Linked DNA regions of Homo sapiens: region 1 is linked to region 2. Evidence: chromatin loops called from intact Hi-C (ENCODE). Cell type or tissue: endothelial cell of umbilical vein. All regions are shown on one strand.

What was found. Hi-C counts contacts between places; a loop is a spot of excess contacts. Peaks named below come from ENCODE experiments on the same cell type or tissue, not always from the same donor. Only the 100,000 strongest peaks of a DNase experiment are listed, where the experiment ranks them.
Region 1: it touches region 2 in a loop (10-fold over the local background); 10 of 110 quality-filtered maps call a loop at or near these places.

What each region holds. Positions count from the first base shown.
Region 1 is chr13:95,551,336-95,553,835 of GRCh38, forward strand. CLDN10 (claudin 10) reads left to right here and starts at 1,385. Exons shown (of 5, transcript NM_006984.5): 1 at 1,385-1,638. The coding sequence starts at 1,419. In endothelial cell of umbilical vein, a CTCF peak has its summit at 1,266 (motif pointing left); no DNase peak of the experiment used is centred here; H3K4me3 peaks cover 900 bases; H3K27me3 peaks cover 694 bases.
Region 2 is chr13:95,492,938-95,495,437 of GRCh38, forward strand. All of the region lies in intron 3 of CLDN10-AS1 (CLDN10 antisense RNA 1), which reads right to left. It also overlaps a transcript of CLDN10 not described here. Among named protein-coding and RNA genes, the nearest start is that of CLDN10-AS1, 40 kb to the right of the region's middle. In endothelial cell of umbilical vein, a CTCF peak has its summit at 1,329 (motif pointing right); a DNase peak (open chromatin) is centred at 1,364.

The DNA of each region.
Region 1 (2,500 bases), 58 kb after region 2:
TGGTCCTGAAGGGTGGAGCATGGGCTAAACATTATCTCTAGAAATAGACAGGAACATTGTTTTGAGTGTGGAGCGTGTCCTGCTGGTCTACAGTGATTCTTCCAATCTAAGTTTTGATGATTCTATGTCCAGCTTCCTCTCTTCTCCAGTCACCTTGTCGCCTCTAATTTCACTGGGCACCCATTTGGTTAAAAAAAAAAAGTGACAAAGGGAAATTAAGAAATTCTTCACATTGAACCAGAGTGTTTCTGCCTAAAGATAGTGACACAGAGGGTTAGCACGAGATTTATCACAGCAGACTGATTGATAGGTTTTAGACCTTTCCTTACTTTTGGCAACAAGTGAAACCTGGAAGCTCATAACAAAACTGCAAGAACCTTTAAGTGGACAAATAATAACCCGTGTCCTTGTTCTCTCATTTATGCCCAGATTTGTGGCCTCAGGAGCCAGAAGTACACCTTGATCTTTATGTTTACCTTGAGACAGCAATGAAGGGATGAAGGAATGAATGAGTTTATATTTCAATTAGGCGTGAGAGATGGAGGTGGTTTAAAAAAAAATAAAAGACAAGATAGCAGTTTTGACTGGGATAACAGCATCCTTTCATAGAATAGCCTCTAGACCTGGAAGCTGGAAGGGACCTACAGGGAAAATGTGTTGAACAAATGCCCTCTGCGTAGTGCATTAGTATGAGTACACCAGCAAGATCAAGATCGTCAGGATGCCCCATCTGCTGCTATCTTGACTTTAGGCCTGTGCCACGCACCGTTTTGCCATGACTTTCCGCATAGCACCAGGCCAAAAAGAACTGCAGAGTTTTGAGGGCAAGGCCGGTTTCCAGCCCAGAATCTGCAATGATCCCTCCTTGACAAGTCAAACAGAGTCACCCAAACAAGCGTGGCACGCAAACCTTTAGAGTTCAGCAAACCGAGGGCTGAGTTACCAAACCGTGTCCTTTCAGGGCATGCAAAAGGCTTTTCCTGCTCTGCTTCTACAAGGTAGTCAGGAAGCCAAGCTATTTGCCTTGGGTAGGGCTGGGTGGGGGTGGTGAGGTGGGGGCGCAGCAGGTTGTCCACACCCGGTTGCCAGTCTGAACCTGAGCCGCTCCAACAAGCGAGCCCTTCTCCGCGGCCCTTTGGCTCAGGGGAGCGCAGGCCGGCCTTCCTCCCGCACGCGGGCGCGGGCCAGCTGCAGATGGAGAACCCGGGGGGCGACCGCGAGCCCTCTGAGGCCCCTCAAGGGACAGGGCATGGGTGTGAGGGGTCGCGTGCGCCCCCTGGCGCCGGGTCCGCTGGGCGGGGTGGTGGGCGGGGACGGTGGGCGGAGGCGGAGGCGGGAGGCGGAGCCCCGGGGTTGGGAGTGCGGGGGTCGCGGCGCAGAGTGGGAGCCGGAGAGCGAGCGCGGCTGCAGCCGGCGGCATGGCTAGCACGGCTTCGGAGATCATCGCCTTCATGGTCTCCATCTCAGGCTGGGTACTGGTGTCCTCCACGCTGCCCACCGACTACTGGAAGGTGTCTACCATCGACGGCACGGTCATCACAACCGCCACCTATTGGGCCAACCTGTGGAAGGCGTGCGTTACCGACTCCACGGGCGTCTCCAACTGCAAGGACTTCCCCTCCATGCTGGCGCTGGACGGTCTGCATCCCCGCGGCCCCCGCCCTCAGCCCTCCTTCCTTGATGGCCAGCCCGCTAGGCGCCCTCTCGCCCCCAATACCCCCAGCGGGACCCCTAGACTGGACTCCTCTGAGGCCCGACCCGTCTCTCCCAACAGGGCCTTAGGGAGCCAGGGACGCTCCTGGTGCCCGCCCTCTCCTGATGGCTGTCTCGCGGGGCGCCTGTTCGAGCCTGGGACCCCGGGAGGGGGGACACGCAGACAGGCCCGGGTTGGTGACTCCCAGGCGTCGGGGGATGGGGAAGCTTTGCGGTCCTGAGAGTCAAGGAAGCGGCTGCCCTCCCCCACCCCCCATATCTTGGGGACCGCTGGGACCCAGAGTTCATGCTGCAGGGGCTTGTCTCCTCCACCTCCCTCCCCTACGTTCCCCGAAGGCTGGGTTCTGATAAAAATGGTGTCATTGCAAGCCAAATCCGTTTGTCCTGACCTCCCTTGAGCCATTTCGTTGGTTCTTTTAAAAGTAGGCGGGGGTGGGGGTTGAGAGGTTGGAAGCGGGAAAACATATTGCAGAATTTGTTGTTGTTATTGTTTCCCTTTAAAGAGCTTCTACAAACTTGTCTGCCTAGGCAACACTACAAACACTTCCTCCGAGTTTTAGGAAAATAATAGCCCTTGCGGTGCCGCGATGAGTCCGCAGAGGGTAGGGAATCTTGGGCCGTGAGAGCGTGGCGCCGGGAGCTGACCAGTTCTGCATCCGAGTCCCCGGTGCCTGCTGCTGTCCTGGGTTGTTCCTTTGTGGAGGTTCACCTGCGTTGCTCTGGTTAGTCAGGCCTTATGCTGGTAGCAGCTGGTGGATATTCACACAGAACTCTGGCTCTGTTGAGT
Region 2 (2,500 bases):
TCCGCTTCCCCAGTGGTGATGTGTGTTTGGAAGAGGAGGGTCCCCCTTTCCCACTTCCGCAGTTGGGGCACTCACAGTATTTGGGGTGTCTCCTGTGTCCTGCAGGGGCAGTCCGCTTCCTTCAGAGGGTCTGCGGCTCCTCTCAGGATTGCTGGTTTGTTCTTGCAGTTGATCTGGAGGGTTATTCTCCAGCTGAGGGTAAGGGTCAGTGGACCCTGCAACTCTGCAGTTCCACCTCTGCCACCCCTGCCGCTACCGCCAAGCCAGTGACCTCAGGTACCTTCCCTGCCCCACCCACCCAGACGGGTGCCCCTTCCTTGCCAGCCCAGGTGCACCCACCTGGCCCTAATTTTTTTTTTATTGTGCTAAAAAATACATGTTATAACTTTGCATTTTAATCATGTTTAAGTATACAGTTCAGTGGTATTAAAGACATCCGCATTGTTATGCAACCATCACCACCACCCATCTCCAGAAAAGAGTTCTTACAAAACTAAAACTCTGGACCCATTAGATGGTAACTCCCCACTTCCCCTCCCCCAGTCTCTGGTAATCATCATTCTACTTTTTGTCTCTGTGAATCTGACACTCTAGATACCCTATATATTTGCCTACCCCCACTTTTTTTTTTTTTTTTTTGAGACACAGTCTCACTCTGTCACCTAGGCTGGAGTACAATGGCATGATCTTGGCTCCACTGCAACCTCCACCTTCCGGGTTCAAGAGATTCTCCTGTCTCAGTCTCCCGAGTAGCTGGAATTACAGGCACATGCCACCACGCCCAGCTAATTTTTGTATTTTTTGTAGAGATGGGGTTTCATCATGTTGGCCAGGCTGGTCTCAAACTTCTGGCCTCAAGTATTCAGCCCGCCTCAGCTTCCCAAAGTGCTGGGATTACAGGTGTGAGGCACCATGCCCGGCCATATTTGTCCTTTTGTGTCTGGCTTATTTCACTTAGCACGTTTTCAAGGTTCATCCACGTTGTGCATGTATCAAAATTGCTAATACTATTTTAAATCATGTTACACATATCATTTTCGCTCATTCATAAATATCTTACTATGTGTCTCTAAAAGATAAAGACGTTTTAACATAACCACAATACCAATGTCACACCTAAAAATAAACAATTAAAAAATAATAGGAAATAAAAAAGGTAGTAATTCCTTACTACCATCAAATACCCTTCCAGTGTTCAAATTTTGAATTGCCTCATAAAAGATAGATTCTCCACCGTTCTTGAGTACAGAATTCCTGTTTAATTTGTCCTGACAACCTTCCTCTCCCCATAGTAGCTGTCTTGCACACAAAAGATGCTGTCATACTACATTTCACCAATAGGTGGCACGAATAATCATGACATTTGCTAAATCCAGTTGGTATTTACACAAGAGGAAACATCATTTGCAGAAAGTTGGCAATTATAGGTAAATATACAAACACAGAAATTGAAAATAGCCTGTTTGCTCTATGTAACACGCATAAAACCTGAATACATCCCAATTCTAAGGGATAATTATTGATATCATTCAAACTTTCTATTTGTTTTAAGGAGAACATGGAAAACGTATTTCTTGGTGTTGACGTTTATCTCTACAATGTCAACATTTTTAGTGTTAAATAATTGAGGCCAGTTATGTTTATTTATTCTTCCGCTTAATAAAAGAAAAAGTAAATAGAATCTACTTGTACAATTGATTGCTGTGTTAAATGCCCGTTACAAATGTATTGTCTGAATTGTATTAAGTGTACTTATCTCTGAATAAAACAGTTGCTTTCCCAAACTTCCTCTAGCGTGTTCTGAAGAACAGAGAATCTTAGGATGGTAGATACGGACAGGGCCTTTAAGACCACCTAGTCTGGCCCCATCATCTGACAGATGAACAGACATGAAACCTCATCGTAAGATCACACAACACCTTGATGGCTTTTGTGTAATTTGTTATCTTTCTGCCAGCAATCTCACCTTCTCCCCTCCACCCCTACTCTTAAAAAACTAACTGCTTGGTAAAATTAATATTTCATTTTAAGGATGCAAAACCCAAATTGTGCAATTAATCCTCCCTTTCTTGTCCTTTCAATATAATTAATTAATTAATTAATTAATTTTTTTTTTTAGATGGAGTCTCTCTCTGTTGCCCAGGCTGGAGTGCAGTGGTGCAATCTCAGCTCACTGCAACCTCCACCTCCTGAGTTCAAGCGATGCTTCTGCCTCAACCTCCTGAGTAGCTGGGACCACAGGAACATGCCACAACCTCTGGCTAATTTTTGTATTTTTTTGTAGTGACGGGGTTTCATCATGTTGGCCAGGCTGGTCTCGAAGTCCTGACCTCAAGTGATCTGTCCGTCTTGGCTTCCCAAAGTGCTGGGATTACAGGCGTGAGCCACCGTGCCCTGCCCCTTTGCATATATTTAGCAAATATTTATTGGGTATTACCAGGACTAAACAAGATCTTGTTCCCTTGGTCAACTGAGCCTTTTATTTGAGTCCATGTCTTGT